Regions from separate parts of the Homo sapiens genome. Here all the other regions are linked to region 1. Evidence: chromatin loops called from intact Hi-C (ENCODE). Cell type or tissue: endothelial cell of umbilical vein. All regions are shown on one strand. Links, peaks and the distances in the headings refer to the core of each region. The heading gives the core; the rest is flanking DNA.

Evidence for each region. A loop is a pair of places that touch in the nucleus more often than their neighbours do. Peaks named below come from ENCODE experiments on the same cell type or tissue, not always from the same donor. Only the 100,000 strongest peaks of a DNase experiment are listed, where the experiment ranks them.
Region 2: it touches region 1 in a loop (5-fold over the local background); 2 of 110 quality-filtered maps call a loop at or near these places.
Region 3: it touches region 1 in a loop (22-fold over the local background); 58 of 110 quality-filtered maps call a loop at or near these places.

Annotation. Positions count from the first base shown.
Region 1 is chr10:13,772,165-13,783,446 of GRCh38, forward strand. It overlaps FRMD4A (FERM domain containing 4A), which reads right to left. Exons shown (of 25, transcript NM_018027.5): 6 at 10,758-10,842. Among named protein-coding and RNA genes, the nearest start is that of PRPF18, 190 kb to the left of the region's middle. RefSeq lists an enhancer at 3,062-3,231. In endothelial cell of umbilical vein, for the core only: a CTCF peak has its summit at 6,025 (motif pointing left); DNase peaks (open chromatin) are centred at 3,847 and 5,997; H3K27ac peaks cover 2,170 bases.
Region 2 is chr10:13,680,511-13,691,792 of GRCh38, forward strand. All of the region lies in intron 15 of FRMD4A (FERM domain containing 4A), which reads right to left. Among named protein-coding and RNA genes, the nearest start is that of PRPF18, 99 kb to the left of the region's middle. RefSeq lists a silencer at 6,197-6,316 and an enhancer at 10,009-10,565. In endothelial cell of umbilical vein, for the core only: no CTCF peak of the experiment used is centred there; DNase peaks (open chromatin) are centred at 4,081 and 5,961; H3K27ac peaks cover 3,782 bases.
Region 3 is chr10:13,609,239-13,616,175 of GRCh38, forward strand. It overlaps PRPF18 (pre-mRNA processing factor 18), which reads left to right. Exons shown (of 10, transcript NM_003675.4): 5 at 801-947; 6 at 2,377-2,445; 7 at 4,503-4,643; 8 at 4,777-4,848. Among named protein-coding and RNA genes, the nearest start is that of PRPF18, 26 kb to the left of the region's middle. In endothelial cell of umbilical vein, for the core only: a CTCF peak has its summit at 4,510 (motif pointing right); a DNase peak (open chromatin) is centred at 4,483.

The DNA of each region.
Region 1 (11,282 bases), core at 2,904-7,903:
AATATATTATATTATATATAATTATTATATAATAATAAATATTTATTTATTATTATTATATAATAAATAAATAAAGAGTTCATAGCTAATCCCTTTGGGCAAGGGCAAACTTATACAGGTGAAATATTAGATTCCTGATGTAATCTTAGAGACCAGAATAGATGCCCCTTTATCAACTACACCAGACTCTAAGGTTAAGTTACCTACAGGTCGAGGGTTCAGGGCCAGCTGGCCTAGCAAATTTCTCAATTTCTGTGGCTAAACTCTCTACCAATAGGAGCTGTCAATGCTGGTTTACAACCCAGACCATTACAACTCTGACTGGACAGAGGGCCAGCCTTACAAACATTCTCTTCTGAGGAGCTACTGTAGACTTTAGGCCAGTTTCAGCAGTTCGCAGAGGCTGCACACAAACCATCTTTGTGTCCTATAGTTCACCTGGTGAGGTAAAGCGCCTCAAATTCCACCTCATTTTAATGCTAAAAGCCATCCCAGGAAGGAATGGGAGGTCATGATGTAAAGTGAAATAGGCCAGGCACAGAAAGACAAAGTTCATATTTTCTCACTTATTTGTGGGAGCTAAAAATGAAAACCATTGAACTCATGGAGACAGAATAGAAGGATGGTTACCAGAGGTTGGAAAGGGTAGTGAGGGTGGGAGAGGTGGGGATCGTTAATGGGTACACAAAAATAGAAAGAATGAATAAGACCTAGTATTTGATAGCACAACAGGGTAACTGTGGTCAATAATGATTGAATTGTACATTTTAATGTAAGTAAAAGAGTAGAAGTGGATTGTTTGTAACACAAAGGATAAATGCTTGAGGGGGTGGATACCCCATTTGCCCTGATGTGGTTATTACACATTACATGCCTGTATCAAAATATCTTATGTACCCCATAAATATAGACACCTACTATGTACCCACAACAATTAAAAATTTAAAAAACCAAAGTAAACATGGTAAGTATGTCACCAATATGTCTACCTATGGCACACACACTCGACACTCCTTCGTAACTATGCATAACTTTTCCCCAAACCTGCTGAATGTGTATGACTCTATTATGTAATAAGAACACCGTGAGTCATAAAACCCGACCTGCCCTTCTCCTTTTCAAAAAGAGCACCTTCAGTCCACGCTGGAGACTTTCTCTTCTCAGCTTGCAAACCGGTACTGCCAATACAGCCCTTTCTCCTAGTTAGCCACCTCGGTGGCCTTTTGGATGATACTGATGGTGCATCTAGGCATTCTGACAGCCACTCACGCCACCTAACCTCAATCAAGGAACTATCAAAGTACTTCTCTGAGGAACTGAATGGAAAGGTCTTTCGACATGAGCACCAATTTTCTTTTCTCTCTGAAGGTTTGCATGTAAAGAAGATTGGGAGCTGGTGATTTCTTGATTTCTCTTATAGCTGTAAGATGTATAATTTGTGGAAATCTTTCTGATAAAAAAACTAAACAGACTCTGTCATTTTACGACCTATGTTTGCAAAGCTTTCAGACATCACTGTGATGACTAATTTTTGATGGTGGATCATCTTCTTCTGTCAGTGCAGAACCCAGAATAGGCAGGATTCAATCCTGCAGCCAGAAAGTGCGGGAAGAGCTGAGGGTCCACATTCCCTGACTCGCTCCTGTCTCATGGGACAAGTCCGCTGCCTCCTGCAGGGGCTGATGGATGGGCACCTTCAGTTGGCTGTTGGAAGCCACACCGGAAGAGGGAGAGGAGCAGATGGAAAAGGCTTGGCGGGAAAGCTGTGCCGTCTTATTGGTCTCTTTCCAGGGAACACGCAACGTTCCAGGCAGGCTTCCTGTGAGAGTTTCCCATGGGACGGGACTCACATTTCTAAATGAGATGTATCCACGCCCTGGCCAATGTCCTCTCTATCACCCACCTGTCTCCTTAGTGAGTTCAAGCACATCAGAAACACTGTTGGACCATGTAGGAATCCTATTCCACACTTCCTCCTGCTCCACCGGAAGCACACAATGACAGCCCCGCTGTCTCATATCCATATTTTAATTTTCTGCAACTTGGATAGATTATGACTACATTTTCCTGCTCTATTGTATAAAGTAGGGGGGTGGAAGGGAAGAGAAAGTGAGAGGGGCGTCTGCTGTGGCCATGCCTCCTGCCTGCTGGGAAAGAGAGAGGAAGGTAGGAAGGCAGTGTTCACAGTTTGGGAAAAATAGCAAAACAAAGCCAAACACCTTTCCTCGCCTTTCTGCTATTAAAGAGATGAGAGGTTCGTTCTCTGAAGAAGAACAGGAAGCAGGGATGAAGTGGACCGGAAGTGCAGGAATTACATGGAATTCTATACCCAGTGTGGAGACTGTTCCCTCCCGATCCCTGGATGTGGGAGGACATGTCCCAGGCAGGAAGGGAAGGGTTTTTTCTGGAGAGAATGGAGAGCCAGAGAGGAAAGATGTCCAGATACCAAGACACTGATATTCGGGGTTCCCCAGGGAAAGAACCAGCTTGCGACGGGATCACGTCACAGGGACACCCACTGGGGGACCATCCCACCCTGAAATGGAGCATCTGCTTAGTTTCTAAGTGTGAAGCAACAGACCAGGGCCAGCAGACAACTGAGGAAGCCTCGTACAGGAAAGAGAGACCAACACAAATAAACTGGAAAAAAAGAGCTGGAAGGAAACATAGAATAATAATGATAACTAATATTATCAGAGTGATAAGAGAGGATATTATGTTCCTGAAACAATAATAGCATAATATTAAAAAATCAGATAATATAAAGAAACTCTTAGAAATTTAAGAAAAAAAAAAACAACAAAAAACAAAACCATAATGGCAAAGGTTAGAAAGTCCAGAGAAGAGATTAAAGTAAATACTGACAAAGCCTCCCAGAAAGTAGAATAAAAAGACAGAGATAGACAGCTGGAGAGACAAGTATAGGAGTGGGAGGCCATGCCCAGCATTTGATAAATAGGAATTCTGGAAAGAGAGGACACAGGCAAGAGGGGAGAAGATGTCAAAGAAACAATCCAAAAAGAACCTCACAACTAAAAAAGAATGCATGTCACGTCTCCAGACTAAAAGTGCCCATCGAACACAGAGTACAATGGATTTACAAAGACCCACATCAGGGCACCCATCCTGAAATTTTAGATCAGAAGGAGCAAAAAGGAGTTCCCAAAGGATCCCATTGTTGGGGAGCCCAAGGGGGTGTCACATACAATGGATAGGATGGTGGGCTTTTCCAGAGCAACGCCTTTGGTATTCTGAGAGAAATTTTTTTTTTGTATATTTCTATATCCAGTCAAACTATTCATTAGATACAAAGCTAGAATAAAGACTTTTTCAGATATGCCAGTATCCAAACATTTTACTTCCCATATGCGCTTTCTCTGGATTGATTGCAGGATGTTCTCCAGCGAAACAATGGTGTAAAACAAAAAACAGGAAGACTCCGGATCCGGGAAAGAGAGGACCCAATACAGAACGAGGGAGAAGGAAAGACCCTGATGGGGATGCGGCATCCCGGGTTGAGACTCTGCATGAGACCAAGTCCAGGCTGGAGCAGGAGGTTGGAGGAGTCTAAGAGGGAGGTCCTGGAAAAACAACAGCAGTAGCAGCTGCCACAGCAACCAAAATCAAACCAAAGAGGAACGAGAACTACCCGACGTAGCTGGAAATTAATATTGGTAGACATCTGAGAATCTGTAGGAACTTTTGGGAGAAAAGTGAAGGGTATGTAGTAACTAAATAAGTGAAAGCAAGGCAAGTATTCCCTTTGGGTAAAACAATGGGTTGTCTAAAAAACGAGCTGCAACCACAGGATACTACTTGGATTAGTCACGATAATGTCATGCTTATGACTACGGCTTTAAGCCAGAATTATGCTATCACCATACTAAGAAAATGGAAAAGGAAATAAAATGTGGGTGGTTATAATCTAAATCTACATCCTTATTTTTTTTTTCTTTGTGACAAAGTCTCGCTCTGTCCACCGGGCTGGAGTGCAGTAGTGTGATCTGGACTCTTGGACTCACTGCAACCTCCGCCTTTGGGGCTCAGGCAATCCTCCCACCTCAGCCTCCAGAGAAGCTGGGACTGCAGGCATGTGCCACCACACCCGACTAATTTTTGTGTTTTTTGTAGAGATGGGATCTCACTAGGTTGCCCAGGCTGGTCTCAAGCTCCTAAGATCAAGTGATCCTCCCACCTCAGCCTCCCAAAGTGCTGGTATTATAGGTGTGAACCACTGTGCCTGGCCGTCTTCATCCATTTTTAACAGGAATTCAACAACCTAAAAGTGAATCAATCAAGGAATAATGCCCTGTGTCAATTATTTATCTATATGGAGGCAAATACTAGAAGAAACAGCTAAAACTGTTGCAAGTGGCAGGAGTTGCAGGGAGGAAGCTGTTTGTCATAATCAGCCTTGTGGAACCATTTGACTTTTAAATGATGTCATCTATTACTTTGATAGAAACAAATATTAATACTTTAAAAAGTGAATGAAATTGAACTTTGAAAAAGCAGAAATAAGCGGCTTATTTTACCTTGACAACTTAGATTTTAACATACAGTAGGAACCGTTCCCCAAGAGACAGGGAGGGAGCAGATACTAAACCTACGCTGGGTAAACCCAGGCATCCGGGTATCAGCATCGGGATGGGTTATCTGGGTCTAACACTACCCTCTGGGCTCTTCAAGGTCCCCAAAGCACCAGGGGGCTGTGTGGGTGGCACAAAGAGAATCACAGCCAAGAGAAAAAAACTCGGGTCTAAATCCAACGAGCTAATCACATGCCTGGCATGGGACTAAGAACTTTGCATGCTTTATCTCACTGAATCTTCCCAAGAAGGTTGTGGTTAGAGCCTTATAACATCCTTGCTCAATTAGAGAGGAAAGGGAAGCTTGGAGACGTTACAGGAGGTGCCCACATTTATCCCTTTTACCAAGGGGCATGCCTGGGAAAAGAACCTGGGTCTGCCCGGCAGCAAAAGCTGAACTGTCAACCACTCAGCAGTGCCTTTCATGATCTTTACACTGACACAGGTTACACAGGCTATCCAGCCATCCCCCAGTCCTTTGTCTCTGAGTCACTTAGCCTCTCTGTACCTACTTCCTCCTCTGGAAAGCCAGCGATTCTCGCTCCATCTCACGCAGAGATGCTGAGGCTCAAATATCATAGTATATATAAAAAATTTAAATGGCAATTTGTACAAATGAAAATATTATTCTTGATCACAGGAGGGAGACAGGGGGCCTTGGGATGCGACTTGGTCTCCTATATCAACTTGAAAGATGCTGTCCCTTGGTCATTTGTGGTCATTTATGTGCCCAAGCCCAAGGAAAGATTTTGAGAAGAGAGGGCTGGGTTCTGGAGTGACATTCAGCATGTGGGCTGATGCTGTCGGGACCTTGAACCTAAATGTGGCTGGCTGCAAAGGTGTCATCACCTCCACTCAGGGCATCTGTAGTATTTAGTTCTGACATTTATTCTTTTTAATTTTCCCTGAATCGCAAAGTCCTAGGCGTGCATGATGTTCAGAGGCCTTCAGTGCCAGCTCAGCATTTGGGACAAGACAGTACTGAACGCAACTCCTCTCCCTTTCCCCAAGCGTCTGCCCAAGTAGGCTTTGGGTCAATTTTTTTTTTTTTTTTTTTTTTTTTGAGACGGAGTCTCGCTCTGGCACCCAGGCTGGAGTGCAATGGTGCGATCTCGGCTTACTGCAACCTCAGCCTCCCGGGTTCGCTCAAGCAATTCTCCTGAGTGAGCCTCCCGAGTAGCTGGGATTACAGGCGCCTGCCACCACGCCCGGCTAACTTTTGTATTTTTAGTAGAGATGGCATCTCACCATGTTGGTCAGGCTGGTCTCGAACTCCTGACCTCTTGATCCACCCGCCTCTGCCTCCCAAAGTGCTGGGATTACAGGCGTGGGCCGGGGACAATTTTTTACTTGCCCTGCTGGAGAGTGATTTCGCGGATTCAGCCTTGCCATGCATTTACTTCGCTGCCCAAGGCTGCCACCTGGTGGAGACTGCTCACCTTTCATTTCTGAACTTGGTTTCAAAGCGCTTTCACATTTATTTAAAAAAAAAACCTGATACTCTTACAATCTGTATGTAAGTTCAGTATTATTATTTCCACTTTATAATGAGAAAGTGGGGTCTTAGAGGAAAGAATCTAAAAGTACCTGGAACTGCATTATGGTATCTTTTCCCTCCATTCGGCAAAACCCCAAAATGCTGTCCTCTTAGTGTGCTGGGTTTGAGCCCAGTTTAAGTCCTGGCTCAGCAACTGTCCCAAAATGAGGTCTTTTCACAGAACTGAATTTGATCATTACCAGGCCCTCCGTTATTCTGAACATTTGTAATTGGTGGAACTATTCTGTGCAGTGAATGTGTTGAGGTAGTTACAGAAGGAAAGTGATGGCTGATACTACCATTCCAACGTGTGTGTGTGTGTGTGTGTGTGTTTGTGTGTGTGTTAAGGTTTAATGGGTTTTTGCAATCCCTAGGGCCTGAGTTTAATTACATTTTAAAATCCAGGCAGCGGTATCTCCCTAGACTCCTTTGAATCCATCCATCGAACACCTCACAGACAAGCGCACGAGGAGAGCCTCCCTCCAGGGTGCACCATAGCCTGGCCATTCATTAGGCATGTGATCTCATCTTCATTCACTGGGAAAACAGGGATAAAAGGCTGCATCTATCTCTTGGGTTGATGGGTGCAGCAAACCATCATGGCACATGTATACCTATGTAACAAACCTGCACATTCTGCATGTGTATCCCAGAACTTAAAGTATAATAATAATAAAACACTTTTTAGAAAATTCAGGACACTCTGGGCTTTACATTTATTTATTTATTTATTTAAAAAAAGAATTGGCTGGGTGTGGTGGCTCATGCCTGTAATCTCAGCCCTTTGGGAGGCCAAGGTGGGTGGATCATGAGGTCAGGCGTTCGAGACCGGCCTGACTAACACGGTGAAACCCCATCTCTACTAAAAATACAAAAATTAGCCAGGTGTGATGGCTGGTGCCTATAATTCCACCTGCTCAGGAGGCCGAGGCAGAGAATCGCTTGAACCCAGGAGGCAGAGGTTGCAGTGAGCCGAGATTATGCCATTACACTACAGCCTGGGCTACAGAGTGAGACTCCATCTCCAAGAAAAAAAAAAAAAAGACTTATTTAATCTTCCATCAATGTTCTGACAACCAAGAGAAAATTCCTTACTGAGATCACAGGAATGGCTAAACCCATCAAATCTTCACTTGAAAGTTCTCTGGTTTGTCCATCTGGAATTTGCCCTGACTGAATGCACTACCCTTAAATTCCTTAGTAGAACTTTTATTCTAACTAATCCTCACACTTCAGGACTTCAGACGAGTCCCTGACATTTTACCCAGGTAAGAGGTAGAACTTAAGCTGTGAATTCAGAAAAACATCTGTTAATTTGCTTTCTGTGGCCCTACATTAGTCAGCTGGTGTATACCTCAAACTCTTCCGCTTCTTGTTAATTACATTTTTAGAGTAAGGGGAAATCCTAGGTTTAGTATTATTTGATTTATTTCAAGGTAGAATGCATTTTGGCCTCCAAATTAATTACCATCAATAAACTTATGCAAAATTCACTCTCAAAAAAAAAAAAGCAGTGTCTATCTCAAAAGGCGTTGTGAAGACTCAGTTAAACAATTCACATAAAGCACTCAGCAACAAGCCTACACATCATGTGAACTTTGTAGGAATGAACCGTTCTTGTCTATTACTGTTAATGAGCAGCCCTAAGGGGGTGTGACGGAGATTGCATTCATGAGACATTCATTGCATTCGTTATGTGCATGCCGGGGGTAGCCAGTGGAGTGGGTGTTTCTTTTTTAAAATGTTCTTTTAGGGCCGGGCAAGGTGGCTCACACCTGTAATCCCAACACTTTGGGAGGCCAAGGTGGATGGATCAACTTGAGGTCAGGAGTTTGAGACCAGCCTGGGCAACATGGCAAAACCCCATCTCTATTAAAAATACAAAAACTAGCCAAGCGTGGTGGTGCACACCTGTAATCCCAGTTACTCGGGAGGCTGAGGCGGGAGAATCGCTTGAACCTGGGAGGCGGAGGCTGCAGTGAGCTGAGATTGTGCCATTGTACTCCAGCCTGGGCAACAGAGTGAGACTGTGTCTCAAAAAAAAAAAAAATGTTCTTTTAGTCGCAGTTCCTAACCTCAGTGATATTCCGCAAGTCCATCTTCCCCGGGAGGAGGTGTGTGCTGTAAAGGGGTGTAGGCATTTTGGGTCATCCCACAAAAGGAGACACTACAAGCTTATGGAGCAATTGGATACAGGACAAGGGGCTGTCGCTCTCAATTAGGAATCATCTCTTGAACAAACATTTTTGTAAAGAAGATACACAAATGGCCAACAGCATGCGGACATATGCTCAACATCACTAGTCTACAGGGAAACGCAAATCAAAACCACAATGAGATACACCTCACACCCATTGGGATGGTCATCAATTTAATAAAGCAAAATAGAAAATAACAAATGTTGGAGAGGATGTGGAGAAACTGGAACCCTTGGGCACTGTTGGTAGAAATGTAAAATGGTGCAGCTGCTATGGAAAACAGTAGGGATGGCTCCTCAAAAAATGAAAAATAGAAGTACCCTATGATCTGGCAATACCACCTATAGGTATATACCCTGAACAACTGGGAATAGGGTCTCGAGGAGATATTTAGACATCCATGTTCATAACAGCATTATTCATGATAGGCAAAAGGTTTTGGAAATAACCCGTGCCTTTTGATGTATGAATGGATCAACAAAAGGTGATCTACACAGACAATAAAATGTTATTTAGCCTTAAAAAGGAAGGCAGCCAAGCGTGGTGGCCCACTTCTGTAATCCCAGCACTTTGGAAGGCCAAGGCAGGCAGATCACCTGAGCCCAGGAGTTTGAGACCAGCCTGGCCAACATGGTGAAACCCTGTCTCCATAAACAAATACAAAAATTAGCTGGGTGAGGTGGCACACACCTGTAGTCCCAGCTACTTAGGAGGGTGAAGTAGGAGGATCACTTGAACCCAGAAGGTGGAGGTTGCAGTGAGCCAAGATTGCACCACTGAACTCCAGCCTGGGCGAGAGAGACCCTGTCTTAAAAATTAAAAAAAAAAAAAAAAAAAAAAAGGAAGGAAATTCTGATACACGCTACAACATGGATGAACCTTTTTTTTTTTTTTTTTTTTTTTTTCTGAGACAGAGTTTTGCTCTGTTGCCCAGGCTGGAGTGCAGTGGTATGATCTCGGCTCACTGTAACCTCCACCTCCCAGGTTCAAGAGATTTTCCTGCCTCAGCCTCCCAAATACCTAGAATCACAGACACAAAACACCACATCTGGCTAATTTTTGTATTTTTAATAGAGATGGGGTTCCGCCATGTTGGCCAGGCTAGTCTCAAACTCCTGACCTCAGGTGATCCGCCTGCCTCGGCCTCCCAAAGTGCTGGGATTACAGGCATGAGCCACCACACACAGCCAACATGGATGAACCTTGAGGCCATTATGCTAGGTAAAGTAAGCCAGACACAAAAGGACAAATATATATGATTCCACTTATATGAAGTACTAGAGTGGTTAAATTCATGGAGACAAAAAGTAGTGGTTGCCAGTGGCTGAGGAAAACGGGGAAGGGGAAGTTGTTTAATGAGTACAGAGTTTCAGTTTAGCAGATGAAAAGAGCTCTTGGGTGAATGACGGTGGGGATGGTTATACAACATTGTGAGTGTACTGAATGCCGCTGAACTGCACACTTAAAAATGGCGGAGACTACAAACTGACTTCCGTGTATGCTGCTCGAGTGAAGGGTGCACCAAATTCTCACAAATCACAACTAAAGAACTTACTCATGTAACTAAATACCACCTGTTCCCCAAAAACCTATGGAAATATAAAAATATTTTCCAAAATGGTTAAGATAGTAAATGTATGTGCATTTTACAATTTTTTTTAAAAAAGAAACTGTCTCAAAGTGACAATAGCGTCCCTTTGAAAGATGCTGCTAGACCAACTAAAAATGGTCAAATATACACGTATTTGGTTATAAGAAGCTCATTCCTATCTGCAAGACCTGTCTAAGTTGACTGGTGCATTTGTCATACTTGTCTAGGCTTTTCACCTTTGTCTCAGTTGACAAAGAAATCTTTAAAATCAGGAGACCTTTAAAATAAGGTTAGGAAACATGTCCACAGAGCCAGAAACACAGCCATGGATCAAAGGAATCACATTATTATTATTATTATTATTATTCCTTTTTTTTTTTTTTGAGATGGAGTCTCCGCCTGTCACCAGGCTGGAGTGCAGTGGCGTGATCTTAGCTCACTGCAACCTCCACCTCCCAGGTTCAAGCAATTCTCCTGCCTCACCCTCCCAAGTAGCTGGGACTACAGGCATGTGCCACCATGCCTAGCTAATTTTTATATTTTTAGTAGAGACAGGGTTTCACCACGTTGGCCAGGATAATCTCAATCTCTTGACCACGTGATCCACCCGCCTCGGCCTCCCAAAGTGTTGGGATTACAGGCGTGAGCCAGCGCGCCGGGTCAGGAATCACATTATTAAATGGTGCCGTTAGCTTCATAACATTCCATTTATTTATAGTAATTAATTTATAAATGACTTCTCCTAATCAATAAAATGGCCTAAGGGGTAACACTTTGGAATTTCCAGCTTCAAATGATACTTTCAGGTTTCAGAGGGAAATTGAGGGAGAGGGAGTTCCTACCTTGTAGATGCAGGACTTCGCGTTCAGAAAGAAAAGCTCAATGGTAGCATTATCCTTCAGGTATGAAATGCTTTCTATATAGAACCTGAAAGAGAAAAATGGTGCGTGAACCACAGAAACAGCAGGTGCAGAAAATAAAGTGCTCTCTTGAGCTACATGATTTGAGATGAAAGCTGGCATTCCCCATCCTAAATAAACAAAGGAAAAAGGCACCATCCATGGTTTTTCTATGATTCCCTAGGGAGGACAAACTGTTTTTGGAGTTTTGATAGTGGCTTAGGGTCACGCCTAATGGGCCTCACCATAACCAAAGAACTGGGTCTACCACCAATTTGTAAGAACAAATTCTAAAACTAGGCCTCTGATTTCTTTGTCCTATCTGCTTTATAATTTTACATAATGTTATTTGTTTTCATCACATTGCTTGTTTGTCCTAAATTGTCATTGAGTTGGATTTTCTTTTCTTCTCCTTTTTTTTCTTTTTTTAGACAGGGTCTCGCTCTGTTGTCCAGGCTGGAGTGCAGT
Region 2 (11,282 bases), core at 3,674-8,673, 91 kb before region 1:
AGGTCAGATTTTGAGACCAGCCTGGCCAACATGGCGAAACCCTGTCTTCTACTAAAAATACAAAAATCAGCTGGGCGTTGTGGCATGCACCTGTAATCCCAGCTACTTGGGGAGCCGAGACAGGAGAATCGCTTGAACCTCGGAGGCGGAGGTTGCGGTGAGCTGAGATGGCGCCACTGCACTCCAGCCGGGGTGACAGAGCGAGACTCCATTTAAAAAAAAAAATTTAAAAAAAAGTTTAAAAAAAGGATATAGGCTGGGCGCAGTGGCTCATACCTGTAATACTAGCACTCTGGGAGGCTGAGGTGGGAGGACTGCTTGAGGCTAGGAGTTCAAGACCAGCCTGGCCATAGTGAGACCCCTGCTCTACTAAAAAAAAATTAAATGATCTAAATCTGCTATCATGGAGAGAGGGTGGTGACTGGAGGGAAAGACACTGGATTTTCATCACATATCTGCCATTAAATGGTGTAACGCCTTGAGTTACTAATCTCATGGTTCCATCTATAAAATTACCAATTGACCCATCTCTAAGATTCCTCAAACTGAATTCACTATTACTCAATAAACAACTTACTCGGATAGTTCCCTCGTGCCTCTAGCAGTCATTTTTGCAATTTTTACAACAGGCATCTTATACACAGCACAATCTTCCCTCCCCTTTTTCTCTACCTTCCTAACTTCTAGCCTTCTGCCAGTGCTGCTCTCATTTCAGTTACTGCTACAGCCTCTCCCGGGCTGGAAGGGTGTGTCTCATCATTAACCAGTGCCTAAAGGATTTACTGCTTCATCAACAGACCGAAGCAAATATTTGTAAACTCAAAAGCTAAACAGAGTTTAATCTGAGCTGTCTCTGGGATTAATGAAGTAGAAGATGGATGGAACCTCTTTATTCTAGGTAGAAGGGCGAGATTTCAAAGGTTATTGATTGAGAAAACAGTAGCTAAGTGCTACCTGGAAAGGGTTGTCCAAACATGAGTTGGTGTAGGAGTCAAGGGGAAAACAGAGGTGATCTCAATACGGTTTGTGAAAGGCACATATATATATGTATGTATATATGTATATGTGTATATATATATATTTTTGTAAAGTTTCAGGCAACACTCAGATTTATTAGAGTATTCTGAATATTCTTTAGAAGACACAAACTGTTATGTAGCTTCCTCTAAAGCCAAAGCTCACACCAGTGGTTTTGAGGTAATAGGGCTGGGTGTGTGTTCCAGCACTGCCGTTTACCAGCTGTGGGGACTTGGGAAGGTTGTGTAACCTCTCGAAGTCTGTTTCCTCCCCTGTAAAATGGGAATGAAAACAGGACTTCTTCAGAAGTTGGGAGAATTAAAAGAGAACGCTTAGAAGATGCTTGGAAGAGAGGTGAGAATATATTAAGTGTTACATGAATACCAGTTACTCTTTCTATTAAAAAGTGAGGCTGGGGTGGTGTCTCACACCTATAATCCCAGCACTTTTGGGAGGCTGAAATGGGAGGACTGCTTGAGGCCAAGAGTTTGAGACCATCTTGGGCAACATAGCCAGACCTTGTCTCTACAAAAATTAAAAAAAAAAATTAGTAAGGCGTGGTAGTGCATGCCTGTGGTCTCAGCTACGCTGGAGGCTGAGATGGGAGAATTCCTTCAGCAGAGGGTGTTGAGGCTACTGTGAGCTGTGATTGCGCCACTGCACTCCAGCCTGGGCAACAAAGCAAGACCCCGTCTGAAACCCTCCCCCGCCACTATTCCTAGCCTTTACTAGGAGTCTGCACCCCAATTCAGAGAGCTTCAAAATGTAGATGAGAAAGTCCATTTCGTGGACAAGCAAGGAAACGTAGAATGCTTGCAGATGTACCACCCACCGTGGCCACATCAATTCAGGAAGCTCAGGAGGAGAAGGGTAAGGAAATGAGTTTTTAGAGAACTCCTAAACAGGAGCTTCCTACCTGCTGCACTTCATTGAATCCTCACAGAGACATCATTCCCATTTTCTTTCTTTCTTTTTTTTTTTTTTTTTTTTTGAGACAGAGTCTCGCTTTGTCACCAAAGCTGGAGTGCAGTGGCCTGATCTTGGCTCACTGCAACCTCCACCTCCCGGGTTCAAGTGATTCTCCTGCCTCAGCCTCCTGAATAGCTGGGACCACAGGCACACGCCACCACGCCCGGCTAATTTTTATATTTTTAGTAGAGATGGGGTTAGTAGAGATATAGTATGTTGGTCAGGTTGGTCTTGAACTCCTGACCCTGTGATCCACCTGCCTCGGCCTCCCAAAGTGCTGGGATTACAGGCGTGAGCCACTGCGCCTGGCCTCCCATTTTCATAGAAAAGGTCACAGAGTCATAAGGAGGCTGAACTGGGAGTCTAACTCTGCTATTCTGTCTTCTGCCTCTTGCATAAAAACTCAACACGGGTAGGAGCTTTCTGTCTTGATCTCAGCTGGGCTGCCCTGGTAAACCTGTGTAGAAAGCAGTCACATCGACTCCCAAGTGGGGGCTCTTTGCGTGATAGTGCAAGCATCAAAACCTAAGAGAAGGAAGCAGGGCAGGGGCTCTTTGGATCACCCAGGCTGGAGTGCAGTGGCGTGATCTCAGCTCACTGCAACCTCCGCCTCCTGGGTTCAAGTGATTCTCCTGCCTCAGCCTCCCATGTAGCTGGGATTACAGCGCGCCACAACGCCCGACTAATAGAAGCCTCTGGAGCCCCTTCCACGTGCACGGTGGTGTGGGAGAGACACGAACAGCAGACATGCATCCAGTGCTCAGACCTGCCTGCCGGGAGGCAGAAGAGAGCAGGCCACAAGAATAGGCCGGGCCTGGTGGCTTTCACCTCTAATGCCAGCACTTTGGGAGGCCCTGGCGGGAGGATTGCTTAATGCCAGGAGTTTGAGACTATCCTGGGCAACACAGCGAGACCCTATCTGTAAAAAAAAAAAAACAAAAAATAAAAAAATTAGTTGGATGTGGTGGTAAACGCCTGTAGTCCCAGCTGCCCAAAAGGCTGAGGCAGGAAGATCCCTTGAATCCGGGAGTTTGAGAGTACACTGAGCTATGCTCACACCACTGCGCTCCAGCCTGGGTAACAGAGTGAGACCCTGTCTCTAAACAGACAAAAAAAAGAATGAGACAGGTAGTAGTTGCCGTAGAAGGTGGAAGGTGGAACCCACAGCCGGGAGCTAACTGGGTAATTAACGTGAATTGTAGCTGGTCACATCCAGTTTTTTTTTTTTCTTTTTGAGACGGAGTCTCACTCTGTCGCCCAGGCTGGAGTGCAGTGGTGTGATCTCAGTTCACTGCAACCTCTGCCTCCTGGGTTCAAGTGATTCTCCTGCCTCAGCCTCCCGAGTAGCTGGGATTATAGTGCGCCACCATGCCTGACTAATTTTTCTATTTTTAGTAGAGATGGGGTTTCACCATGTTAGCCAGGCTGGTCTCCAACTGCTGACCTCAAGTGATCTGCCCGCCTTGACTCCCAAAGTGCTGGGATTACAGGCGTGAGCCACTGCACCCAGCTGGGTGACTTTTTTTATTGCCTCTCTGAGAAGGTTAAGCCTGCCTCTGAATTATTGTCAGGAAAACAGTGTCATCAGGTCAGTTCTCCAGCAAAAAATCTTTCCTCCCAGTTATCGGGAGGAAATGATCTACTTGAATGATACTAAAGATAGAATCTGTTGTTTTTGGCGACCTTATGAGCACATTTCAATCCTAATCCAAAGGATTTTCATTGAACTAGTTCACTAATAATCTGGCCAACGAGGAAGACAAAAAGGGCTGACCCTAAAAAGACAATTCCCATCCAAGCAGAGAGAGAGATGGAGTTACTCACGCCAAGTCAGAAAGTCATTTTCGGGGGCATTTGGAAATCTTTGGAGTGAACTTCCCGATGCTATGAACATTGTTTGAGACCCTGGAGACACTGCCTGTGTCACTGTGGGTTTCCCAGCTTCCAGCCGGGGAACTCCAGACTCCAGCCGGGGACAGCTGGGTGTGGAGGAGCGGATGTGGAGGCAACGCCAGCAGCACAAACAGCAGCTCTCCTCCCGGCCGGCAGACACATGGAAGGACAGCCTCTTTCAGCCTCATTCAGCCGCGAGCCAGAAATGCTCCAATTGTTCAGAAGACCCTGGGCGACTCAGCACCGGATATGAGCGCACATTCTGCCAGGAGGACGTTGTCAGGAGCCACGCGTGGCTCATCTGTTTTTGACACAGAGGGGATATTGATGACCAGCCACTGATTTCAGAAGACAGAGAAGGGGTGCTTTCCTCTCTGGAAGGAGGGGAAACTTCAAAGCAAACAATGCTCCAAAGAAGAAAGGAATCGGTTGTTCTAGAACTAAAGAAGGGAAATGACAATCCGTCTCTTTAGACCTTAGAGAAAAAAAAAAAAAAATGAAGAAGGCGGTATATTCCCAGCAGATCAGTAAAAGCTGTAAGGAAAAGTTTTGGCAGACATCCCAGGAATAAATATGAGGAAAAGGTTAGAATTCTTCTTTATGATAAAAAGATATTTATTTCCTTGACAAATCCTCAGTGATGAATTCCTTACATAAAAGATGTCCCAGGAGACCACGGGAAATAATGCCACATTGCAGACTGCAGGATAAACGTGTCATCTCTGGGGACTGTTATAGAGAATTAGATGTGATTTTTAACATGAAAAAATGCATGCTTGGAGAACTTTTCATCAGGCTTAGAAATTTTAGAAATAAAATAGTTCATTTCAGAGAGCATTGAAATTGAAGCTCTTTGAAAACCAAGCACCTTTTGATGGTGGCTGGGAGTCTCTGGAAGAGCTTTGCTTTCTGGCTAGATTCCATGGCTCACTGGCACTCGGTGAAGAGTGCAAATGTAATTTAACAGAGAGAGAGGAGAATGGAAAAAAATAACTGAACATTCATTTTAAAAAATTAGCAGCATCCAGTAAAATACCCAGCTGAAACTATGGTTTGTAAATCCTACAGTTTCCATTTCTTAGGCTGTGAAATGAGGGAGCTGACCTATCTTCTGGGTCCAAGCTTGTTAGGCTATTGCAATACCAACGTTTGCAGGTTAACTGTGAATTTCAGTCATCCTCATTCTGTGCTCCCAGCAAAGGAGCACTGCAACAGAGGGCTGGCCCTAAATGGGAACAGAGAAACGCTCGTGGGAAGTGATAGTTATATCTCTTTTTAGTATTTAAAATTTCATCACAGTCCTACCCAGTCAGGAGGCTGAGGCAGGAGGATCGCTTAAGCCCAGGAGTTTGAGGCTGGAGTGAGCTAGCATTGCACCACTGCACTCAGGGCGACAGAGCGAGACCCTGTCTCAAAAAAAAGTTATCATTGGAAAGTCATTCATTTAGGTTATACATTGTCATTTGGTCCTGGTTCCCTTTAGTGGGCAAATGCTCCTTTATTAGTAACACCTCAGGGGATAAATATAGCTGTGTAAATGACTTTGTCTTTATTTCCCCCAAAATAAGAACAGAAAGGGATAACGACTCTGTCTCCCTCTCAATTTTGACTCAGGCCAGTCCTGCTCAAACATGTCCAGAACCATCCATTCCCCAGAAAGAGATTTCGCAGCTCTCCCTGGGCACACGGTCCAGCATAAACAAACCCTGGCACAATCCGACTTTGGCTGCGCCCTGGGGCAGAGCAGAGGCTATGACCAAAATTAAGGCCCCTGGAATCCTGTCCATTGTTAGACCTAAAAGGAGAGGCCACAGGCCATGGGTAATGGAGGACTTTAAAAGGCCAGGAACAGAGATACAGGGAGGAGAAGGAGGAAGGACAAAAGAGAAGGGATGAAGACAAAACCGAAAAACGTCGTGTGATTTATATCAGCGCAAGGCAGTGAATTCTGAGCTGAACACAGCCGCCATCATGACGCTGACAGAGCCTATCAGCTCCCCTCTCTGTTTGGAGAGATGTCAGATAGCTGGCACTCTCATTGTTACATTAGTTATTAATAAACTCCTTAACAATGGGAGGAAGTGCTAGCATTCAGAGAATGGGAGTGTGTCAACAGCTGAGGACTGAATGTGGACGGATCCCAGGCAATGCCAGGCCCATGTTTAGCACAACCTGTTTTCTCCCAGAACAGAAAGTGTCAGAGCCAGGGTACAATGACAGACTGCAAGTTTTGTTTCATTTCTCGTTTTTTAAACCCAAGATCCATCACCAGATTCTTCGCAATCTTGCTGATCACACTGCAGATGACTCAATGGCCATCTCAGTAATCACACAGCCAAATTCCTACTTGAAAACACAACATATCCCTTAGTTTTACAGAGAATGGGTCGTTTATGGCCCTAGACTTCTAGTCGAGAAGCCAAGATCAGCCTCATCATCTCATTTAAGAAATGCTGCAGTCCCATTTATTCGTTTCAGTGGTTAATACAACAAGCCACACGTCCCTGCAGCACACTGGGTATTTCCTAAGTGGGTTTGTGCTATTTTCCTTAAAAAGCCTGAGAACAAAAACTAACTCTCCTAACTCCCATTGAAATCAGAACTGTTCTCTGATGGCTTGGCCAGGTGTGGTGGCTCAAGCCTGTAATCCCAGCATGTTGGGAGGCCGAGGCAGGCAGCTCACTTGAGCTCAAGAGTTCGAGACCATCCTGGCCAACATCATGAAACCCCATCTCTACTAAAAATACAAAAATTAATTAGCCAAATGTGGTGGTGGGCAACTGTAGTCCCAGCTGCTCAGGAGGCTGAGGCAGGAGAATCGCAGATAACCCGGGAGGAAGAGGTTGCAGTGAGCCGAGATCATGCCACTGCACTCCAGCCTGGGCGACAGAGCAAGACTCCATCTCAAAAAACAAAATGAATGAATGAATGAGCTGTTCTCTGATGGCAAATCCCCAAAACAACACTTAGAACAAATCTCAGGCTCTGTCTCACTTTCAGACAAGCTATGAATGGGCTGTGTGTCTTCACCTACAAAGATACACCCAGTTATTGTTGCTTTGTTGTTGTTATTCCCTTTTTTCTCCCCTCCAACATTTTCTGGAATTTCAAGTAACATGAGATGGGAAGGAAGGAATAAACCCATTCAAGTTCTTTCAACATGGATTTTGGATTCTTTTTTTAAAAGACCCTGAACATGTCTTAACCAGATGGTTTGAATTCATAGTTGTTCTCTCAAACTGTACCTGAACTTTCTGCAAATGTGTTACCTGAAGACTTAGGAGTGAAAGCAACAGAGAGACGCAGCTACAAATGTGGAAGCAATCACTGGGCTGTCACAGGGCAGAGTGAATCCAATGCACCCTGCCTGCTCCCCCTCCAGTGGTCAATAACAGAGGCACTGAGCACCTGCACAAATGGATTCAGGACGCGGGTTCCACGACTTTCCTCCCATCTGAATGCCACTCAGTGCTGCATGGGGAGGTGAGAATTTCATTCCTTTTCTTCCAACACAGGCTTACAGCTCTGATTCAGATGGTTCACCACCTCTAAGGGCCTCCACTTAAATACAGGTCTACGGGGTCTCACAGGGGACAGCTCTGCGTATCACTACTACGGGATTCAGGGCCCTGATCTCAAGCCTTAACCAATCACTTTAACTACGCTGAAATCATCTGCCATTGAGTCATCTGCAGTGTGATGAGCAGGACTGTCAAGAATCTGGTGACAGCATAGCAAAGACTTGGAACCAACCTAAATGTCCAACAACGATAGACTGGATTAAGAAAATGCGGCACATATACACCATGGAATACTATGCAGCCATAAAAAATGATGAGTTCATGTCCTTTGTAGGGACATGGATGAAACTGGAAACCATCATTCTCGGCAAACTATAGCAAGCACAAAAAACCAAACACCGCATGTTCTCACTCATAGGTGGGAATTGAAGAATGAGAACACATGGACACAGGAAGGGGAACATCACACACTGGGGACTGTTGTGGGGTGGGGGACAGGGGGAGGGATAGCATTAGGAGATATACCTAATGCTAAATGACGAGTTAATCGGTGCAGCACACCAACATGGCACATGTATACGTGTGTAACAAACCTGCACCTTGTGCACATGTACCCTAAAACTTAAAGTATAATAATAAAAAAATTAAAAAATTTACTATTAAAAAAAAGAATCTGGTGACGGATCTTGGGTTTAAAAAATAAAAATGAAGCAAAATCTACAGTCAACTATGTTGACTTTTTTATTTGAAATGCTAATCCGTGGCTCAGGGCATTGGTAGGTATGGATATTGACTTCTTTTTTATTTATTTACTTATTTTAGAGACAGAGTCTCGCTCTGTCTCACAGGCTGGAATGCAGTGGTGTAATTTCAGCTCACTGCAACCTCTGCCTCCTAGCTAGGCTCAAGTAACTCTCCTGCCTCAGCCTCCCAAGTATCTGGGATTATGGGTGTGTAATTACACGCCTAGCTAATTTTTATATTTTTGGTAGAGACCGGATTTCATCATGTTGGCCAGGCTAGTCTCGAACTCCTGCCTGCCTTGGCCTCCCAAAGTGCTGGGATTACAGGCCTGAGCCATTGCACCTGGCCTGGCTTCTTTAATAGGTATCAATGACATTCTTCATTTCTTCAGCATCTGAGGCCTCAGATACCAAGTACTAGACTTCAGTAGTTTTAAAGGTAATTATGTGTCCTTAAACAGGCAAACCACCTTCAAAGTTACTAATAGTTTAGAAACATTTTACGTCTTTTTTTTAAATCAATGAGCAGTACACAAACTCTTTGCGGGGGGGGGGGGGGGGGGGGGGAGGGCTATAACTTTGTAAAATGCTGTGTATAGTACCTGGCAGAGTTGGGAGCTAGCAGAAATGTTTATACCACAGAAATCTTACAGTGTTGTGACATGGCTCAGACACACCATGATTTGGGTTTAGATGAGGGTCAGAGAATAATTGAAAGATGACAAGATGGATACTACTGCAGGACACTGACGTGACACAAACTTTAAAGGTCTCATACCAGTGTGACAAAGGCTTACAATATAATTTGGGAAAAAAAGTACTGGAGACAGATCCTATGGGAGGTATCAGCAAGGCCCAGGGTACCATACACTCTAGGAACATAGATTAGAAGATTCTTTTTTTTTTTTTTTTTTAAGAGACAGGGTCTCACTCTGTCACCTAGGCTGTTAGTATAGTGATACCATCATAGCTCACTACAGCCTTGAACTCCTGGGCTCACGTGATCCTCCAGCCTCAGCCTCCCAAGTAGTGGGAAATATAAGCATGCACCACCATGTCCAGCTATATTAAGAAGATTTTTTTTTTTTTGGTACAGATGGTGTCTTGCTATGTTGCCAAGGCTGGTCTGGAACTCCTGGCTTCAAGTGATCCTCCCCACCGCCCCAAACCCCTACCCTCCTGAATAGGCGTGAGCCACTGTGCTGGGGTGAATATTCCTAAAACACAGCACATGCAGGAGTCTTATTAGTATCCTTCACAATTTAATTCAATTTCAATAACTGTGCATCAAACACCTATTGGGTGTTGGGTACTGGGCAAGTATTAGAAAATTCTGAAATGGAGACTAGTTTCTCAAAATGCTTTTAAGGAACAATTATTAGACACTATCTAACAAGGAGGTGAAAGAGAGAAAACAGTTGACCCAACTGGACACTGGGTTATACATATCACCTTTTCTGAATGAACATCAGAAAATAAAATCCGGCAAGTGTAATAAGAGTATTAACAATTAGAGCTCTCCTGGAATTGCAAGCAGCGGGGCTTGTCCCCTTTGTGGGAACACATTCTAGGCAAGAGGGCAGAAAGGCAGGAAGAAAGGGATGGAGATGAGCCAGCCGCCTAGATCTTCAGGCCAAGGCTAGATTTCCCCATTGCAAGGGATGTCGAATCAGCCCCTTCCAGATGGCGCTGCCAATGCTTTCATCACGGGAAAGCTTTATCCTCCTGGTGCAAGGAAACACAGGCAGCCGTCAGCCATCCCAGCGGGAGGGAGAACAAGATCTAGGGGTGCTAGAAATTCCCTTTGTTCCCTGATGGAATGTTTCCTGTTTGCAGTGCGTCCCCCCACTGTCTTGGCCCTCCTAAGTCACAGGAGGTGGGTGTGGGGCACCCCAAGGAGCCTCCACCCTGGCACTAAAGGATGTTTTTCAGGCTCAAACTTGCAGGGCTGGTAAGAGTGGGACCTGCCCTCGGGTTGAGTCATGGGGCTTTCTCACCTTCTCACCAGGGTTTCTTCTTGCTCAGCTGTGCAGCTGCAGAAAGGGCTGAGGGCACTGAAGCTGACAATGGGAGCCGCTCTGCAAGTGGCCCCAGCTGCTACTACTAACTCCTAATCACCTCAGCCTGGGGCCCCAGCGCTGAATGATAAAGCATTTGAAGATCGCTTCATTGTATTGGTATACCGATGCTTATCTATTAGGTGTACAGATGGATTAAGCAGGAAGGTTTTCTTAGGATTTCTCTTCTAGCCCACCAGATTGATTAGCAAAGTCCAGCCTGTGGGGAGTCATAGAGATGTACTGCTTTTAAGTCTTAAAGACACTTGGATTTCATTTGTGTGTGTGTGTGAGAGAGACACAGTCTCACTCTGCCGCTCAGGCTGGAGTACAGTAGCATCATCTTAGCTCACTGCAACCTCCGCCTCCTGAGTTCAAGTGATTCTCCTGCCTCAGCCTCGAAAATAACTGGGATTACAGGTGTGCACCACCATGCCTGGCTAAGTTTTGTATTTTTAGTAGAGATGGGCTTTCACCACGTTAGCCAGGCTGGTCTCTAACTCCTGGCCTCAAGCGATCCGCCTGCCTTGGCCTCCCAAAGTGCTGGGATTACAGGCGTGAGCCACTGCGCCCGGCCAGATTTCATTTCTGATGGTGCATGATGTCAATTTCATCTCAGGAGGTTTGGGGCTCCTGTTCACAGCCTCATCTATAGCTGCTATTAAGGTAAATTGCTGCCTTGGTGCCCCCTGGAGTCTGCCAGATACAAGGGGGCCCGTGCAGATGGACCAGGACACGGGCTTAAAACTGGGCACACCTGGGTTCTATGAGCCTGGGCAACACACCCACCCCAAGCTTGTCTCTTCCTCAGCAACAAGAGAGTCTCCCCAATTAAAGCGACTAGACCAGCAGCATCAGCCTCACTCGGAAACTTGTTAGAGGTGTAAATTCTCAGGCTCTCCCCAGACCTACAGAATCAGGAGCTCTGAGAGGGGTTTTGACAAGCCCTCCAAGTGGTTTCGATGCACGCCGAAGTTTGAGAACCACTGAGCTTCAAGAATCCAAGCTGAAGTCAGCCAGATTCCCTGTGCTAAGGGGGAAGGTGGGCTGATAGATGCAGCCTCTCTCATCTGACACTGGGT
Region 3 (6,937 bases), core at 1,938-6,937, 160 kb before region 1:
ATAGTAACTGTTCACTGAAATAAAAAATAGCATCCTTATTACAGCCCTACGTAGTAGATGGTGCCATTACTCCTATTCTGTAGGTGAGTCTACTGAGGCACACAGGGGTTAAGCAAGCTTTCAAAGAGCTATTTAATAGTATGTGGCAAGGATTTGAACCCAGATAGCTTTTACTCTCAACCATTACCCTATAGCCGCCTCACAGCCATGTTTCCTTGGCTCTTAAACCTTGCAGCTGATTCTCATTCATTTTTAGGAAGATGAGGCTTCCATTTTCATTAAAGGGTCATGAACCATATGTGCATAAAATGCGAATTTGCTGGTTTGCTAGAAACATAGTTGAGAACCTGGGATATAGATGAGGCACCAATTTTATTACACTGATGTTTCTGAATGTTTTGGGAGTTCACAGTAGTTGAGGTTAGACATTGTAAATGAGCTGGGCAAACGGGTTGGGGACTCTAATGGAGACCTGCCACTGTCACTAAGCCTCATTAGAAAATTACAGCATTGATGAAGATTCTTACTTGGATTTGTCACTCACGTGTATTTTATTTTTCTGACCAGCAGACTGGCCATTGTTTGTGCATTGTTTTAATTTAAATAGGTCCGTAAGAATTAACTTTAAATGGACAGTAGTGATAGTTGTGTGATAAATTGATGTGATTTGAGTCCCTACTTTTGCTGAACTCTTCTTGTGGGGGAAAAAATATTTGCAGTTATTAATGAAAAATCAAAGGTGAAAAAACAGGTGTTCTTCCTTTCATAACAGGTGTTCTTCCTTTTTTTGCTTTTCTTAGGGATTGAGGAATGATTTGAAAGCAGCCTTGGATAAGATTGATCAGCAGTACCTCAATGAAATCGTCGGCGGTCAGGAGCCTGGAGAGGAAGACACACAGAATGATCTGAAAGTTCATGAGGAAAACACCACAATTGAAGAGTTAGAGGTAATCTCTACACCAAGCCCAGCACATCCCTGGCACCCTTCTTTTTCCTCTGGAGCAGATGACTGAGTCGGGCAGATTGTTGAGGGCAGAGCACACTGTTGTCCTTGGTCTTTTGTTTATTTACTCCTCGCTTTTATTTATTTACTCCCCTTTTTCTCATCCTCCACTCACATTCCCCTACTTCCTGCCTTCAAAAGGAACCCATTCTAATATGTTGGATATGCATCTTTCTGTTTGTTGGTGCTCTTGTGACCTGCAGTGTTTTGTGAGCATGTATTTTTGATTTACATAAATGATGTTATGCTGTGAAATTCTTTATTCCGTGTTTTACTTTTCTTTTTTTCAGTTAGCACTATGTTTTTAAGAGCTATCCTTGATGCTCTGTGTACACTGAATCCTTTGCTTTTAATTGCTACATAGGATTCCATGTGTTACGCCATTCACTGCATTTGACTTTTTGTTCTCCGGTAATGATGGACAGCTAGATTGTTCCCAGCTCTCTCCTACCACAAACAGCTTCCTGATGAACAGTCTTGTGCATAACCACGATGGCCTAGCAAAGTGGGATTGTGGGATTTATATATGTATATTTAACTTGTCTAAGTACTGCCAAGTTACTCTCTGGAATGGCTGTCCTAGTCTACACCCAGCAGTGTGAGGGTCCCCTGTCTTTCCAGCCCTGCCAACGCTTGGCAATATCTTGCTGTCTGATTTTTGCTATAGTGCTGCTTTTGGAGTGTTAGTGTATAATCTTAATTAAAAAGCAATTTTGTATCATGTAAGTAGCATGTAAAATAAATATGGCTTAAAGTTCTTAATGCTTAAGGAAACATAAACTTATTTTTCTGTTTCCTTTAATTCCTGGCTCTTGTATGTGTAGCTGTCCCTCTGAATAAGATCATAGTTGAGGAAGACGTCATTTTAATCCCCTGCCTCCTCCAATACCTGTCTATGGTCCCTAAATTTTACTAAAATAATTGGTATGGGCAACCAGTTGTGGGCTTTTTTTTTTTTTTTTTTCCTATTGGTGTATTTATTTGTTTATTTTTAAAAAACAGCTTTATTGAGATATTGACATACCATACAGTTGACTGATTTAACATATACAAATCAGTGGTTTTTAGTATATTCACATGGTGGTGCAACCATTATCACAATCTAATTTTAGAACATTTTGGTTCCCCCAAAAAGAAATCTCACATTCATTACCCCCTCTTGACTTTTCATAAAAGGTAACATGCTCTCCAAATTTAAGTGGCAAATCCGTGTTTTTTGTTTTTGGTTTCTTATCTAGAAATTCCATCCGATTTTTAAGTAAAAATTGAACAGCATATGTGACCAAGAGCCATGTTTAGACTGGTGTTGGTAATATATATGTTTAGTTGTTGCTCTGTATTAATGAACAGAAGCATTGTTTCTTTTTCTTCAGGCGCTTGGAGAGTCCTTAGGGAAAGGCGATGATCATAAAGACATGGACATCATCACCAAATTCCTGAAGGTGCGTGTCTTAGGCGAGGGGATGAGGATGCCTTGGATCCTTATGAACTATTCTTATATTTTTGGATTACCAAGGGTTAAAGGCTGGAACGGGAAAGCCTCAATACACATTTCTCACACATACATGATGTTTATGATATCACTATGCACTTGATGTAGCAGTTAGTAAGAGAAAATGCATATTTACTTTTCTTGTGGCTTTTTTTTTTTTTTGGAAACAGAGTCTTGCTCTTGTCTCTCAAGCTGGGGTGCAGTGGTGTAATCTCAGCTCACTGCAACCTCCACCTCCCGGGTTCAAGTGATTCTCCTGCCTCAGCCTCCTGAGTAGCTGGGATTACAGGCACCCACCACCATGCTTGGCTAATTTTTGTATTTTTAGTAGAGATCGGGTTTCACCATGTTGGCCACGCTGATCTTGAACTCCTGACCTCAGGTGATCCACCCACCTCAGCCTCCCAAAGTGCTGGGATTACAGGCATGAGCCACTGCGACTGGTCTGCTTTTCTTGTGGCATATTTTTTAAAGCTGGCTCATTAATGTAAACACATAGAAAAGAATCACAACAGCAGAATTAATAAGAAGTTGGTAGAGTTGCTTATTTTTTTCTTGAGGCAGAGTCTTGCTCTGTCGCCCAGGCTGGAATGCAGTGGCACCATCTCGGCTTGCTGCAACCACTGCTTCCTGGATTCAAGCGATTATCCTGCCTCAGCCTCTCAAGTAGCATGCCACCACACCCGACTAGTTTTTGTATTTTTTATTTATTTATTTATTTATTTTTTTAGTAAAGAGACAGGTTTTCACCCTGTTGGCCAGGCTGGTCTTGAACTCCTGACCACAAGTGATCCACCTGCCTCGGCCTCCCAAAATCCTGGGATTATAGGCATGAGCCACAGTGTCCCGCTGAATTTCTAGACAACCCAAGGAAGAAGAGGGTTCTAGCTTTTTTTTTTTTTTTTTTTTTTTTTTAAGCAAAAGTGTCTTTCTCTGTTGCCTAGGCTGGAGTGCAGTGGTGTCATCCTAGCTCGCTGTAACCTTGAAATCCTGGGCTCATCAACCTCCCGAGTGGTAGGGCATGTACCACCATGCCCAGCTAATTTTTTAGTTTTTTTTGTAACCTTACAGAGAGTGCTCAATTCTTCAGTTCTACAAATAGCTGCCTATTTTTGCTGACTTGCTGATTCCAACCGTCTTCTCAACATTTCTCTCTTTAGTGGTCTAGATAGAGTATGAACAAATCCCAGATATTTTATTGTTTATTCACAAACTGTGTTCAGACCAAGAGATTTACATGCAAGGAATGCTTTTTCTTGTGTGTACAGTTTAGATACAACATATTATTCATCAAGATTCTGAATATATTGAGGATACAGCATGGAAGTAGATAGGGCATAAGAATTAGTATGAACTAGAATTTCCTCTTTGAGTGATGGCCTCTTCTTTTTTAGGATATGCATAGATGATGCCCCTAGAGGACAACATCCTCCTCAGCCTTCTCTGTTTCCTACTTCCAGGAAGGGTGCCCTTTATACAGTTAAACCCAAGGGGCACTGAGGTAGTTATCTAGGGGTGGGGGTGGAGTGGGAATGCTGGGTCTTGGCTTCTTTATTTCTGTTTCTCTTTCTCCTTCCTCTCCTTTAGTCAGGTGCTTTCATGGTTTTTAAACTTAATCATGGTCTCTACAGCATATGTAGAAAGTCCAGTTTTCTTGTAACTCGTAACTTGTTGAATTTTATGTATATAATACAAATACAAATACAAGTTTATTTCCTCTCAAATAGTTAACTATGAAACTTGATAGTTGTTTTCTGAGGGAAGCAAATTATCCTGAGCTAGGAATAGATGTAGACTAGGGAAGTTGGTGACTTGCCAAAGGTACTACTTCAAAGCATTATCATGACCAATAAGCAGAACTAGCTTATTCTATATTATTTGGTGGCATTTTAATCAAGACATTTACTTTAAGGATGATTGTATTCTGTTTTTGTGTGCTAGAGAGCATTTAGATGTACTGAACCACTGGGTGGCATTGTAGTCTAAGTTTACCCATCCTTTCAACAGTTTCTTCTTGGCGTTTGGGCTAAAGAATTGAATGCCAGAGAAGATTATGTGAAACGCAGTGTGCAGGGTAAACTGAACAGTGCGACCCAGAAACAGACCGAGTCCTACCTAAGACCACTTTTTAGAAAGCTACGGAAAAGGGTGAGGTTTCTTGGAAAATACTTTTTTTAACTGACTTTAAAAATACAGTATAAATTTAGAATAAATGCAGTCTGTTTTTTCCCTATACATCTATACATAGTAGCTTCCAAAATTTCTTATTTATTTTTTTCAGAATCTTCCTGCTGATATTAAAGAATCAATAACGGATATTATTAAATTCATGTTGCAGAGAGAATACGTGAAGGTACATTCCCATGCTGTTCTTTGAAATTGTTAAGAGTATATCTAGGTTATGTACGTAATATAATGTTCATTTGGGATAGGAGGATTTTACATAGTAGATTTAAGAATAAATGTGAGATGAGTTAGTAGTAAAAAGCGTTTTATTTTCTATTGTATTTGCCAGCTTTACTGTTAGGCAGTGAATAACAAACCTGACTAAGAAAATACAGACCTCATCTGTATGCTCTTGGTCATTTTTAAAATAGGCCTAAAGGTTCTTCAGAGCATGAACTTTATATAGGCAGTGTTCATTTTATGAATTTCAAAGTTTTGTAAATGGCTGATTATGTCTTGGAACAAATTTTCCCATAGAAACAACGTTGTATAGATGAGTTTCCCAGGATGGTCATAAAAGCCCCTTTAATCTGTAATATAGCTGAACTGTTGCACTGATGGTACAGTGGAATTTAACCACTCTTTGTAATTGTTTCTATGGGGAAATGGTTCAAGCAAGGCTTCCAGGACTCATCTCTCCCATTTCAGCGTTGCAGACCCCTGCAGTGGAAGTCTCTCCTCCCTTGCCCCAGTGTCTATACTCCTGAATGGGCTCTGGGAGGCAGCGGTGAGGGAAAGGGTGCTGGTGTCCAGGGCTCCCTGAGATAGAGTTTAGAAAGGGATGAGAGGAGGACTGTCAGTTGGTACAGGGGAACAAGAAGGGAAGGGCCCAATGCACCAGTAGTGGCAATGAAGAAAGAACAGAGTTTGAGGGAGGCTTCTTGTGGCCGTGCCTCCCAAGGCACTAGGAGTAGAGCATTTCAGTGCAGCAACCCCAGTGCCAGTGCCAGAGCGGTAGGGAACTCGGAATGACATTGCTTATCCAGTGCTGTATCTGTATACTGACGTAACAAGGGACTGCTGGCATTCCTGAGTGACTGGATGATTTACGTGATTAGAGCCTTAGGCTAAAGAGGTTCCTGCAGTGATTTTACTCCTTTTAAGAGCCAGCCAGTTTTCTCAAAGAAAATATTTTTTGTCTTACAGTTATAAATGTGCTTCTTAGTTTCTGTCAGTTGCATGATTCTTACTAAGGATGGTTGCATTGGCATGGATGGATAAGGTCACCATCACTGCAGGAAGAATGCACATCACTCCCTGCTAGAATGGATGCCTTTCCTCTTACTGCTTTTTCTCGTGATCACATATCAGAACTAAGTGCAAGTGCAAGCTTATTTTGTATAAACTACAGAAAGAACCAAGAAGCTTTAATAACCTGTTTAGACAGTTTCTTTGAAATTTGGGGGAAACTAAATATTGCAGTTTTTATCAGTTAAGATCCAATGTTAAAGTTTATACACATGAAAATTAGTGATAAAAATGTACATAGGCCCTTTTTAAATTAAGCTTTATAAAACCGGTGAGCAGAGCAAGTTCACATTTATCTTTAGGGTAGAAAATGATCTTCCAGCTACCCTATCTGTAGTATCTGATTTTAAAAAAATTGACTCTCCCTATCAATCTCATAGGTGTCTGATTTTTTTAAATTAAAATCTCCTTGAGGCCTGGCTTTATAAGCTTCTCTTAACCCTTGAGGTCCTTTAGAATTTATTTGCTTTATGTTTTTCTTGTTCTTCCTCACAGCTAGCCAGGCTTGGTTAGGAAAAAAAGCCTTTTGTCTTCATTGGTTTCTGTCTTCATTTTTTGTGGCTGTTCTTTAACGGTTCTTGGCAGGTAGGGGGTGGGGTGGGGGGCAAAGTGGAGCGATCTCATCCTTCAGCTATTCGACTGGAGGGCCAGTGTTTCCTCTCTGTTTACACATCTGTTAAAGACCCTGTGTGGTCGTCGGCACATACTGAGCCCCCACTTCCTTCAGAGAGCCACAGTGCTGTGTAGGGAGTGGATATTGTTTAGGGTTGGACGATGAAAAACTACTTAGCCCCTGTCTTCTACATGACCCCCTGTGGAGAAGACTGGGTCTAAAGGAGACCAAAACTAGAATTTTCATCAGTGCATTGAAGTGCCTACCTGGTAATTCCAGATCTGCAACATATTAATTTCCAGCATACAAAGGCTGCAAAGGAATGTTTGCCTTTTTTTTACTCACAACCTAGCTT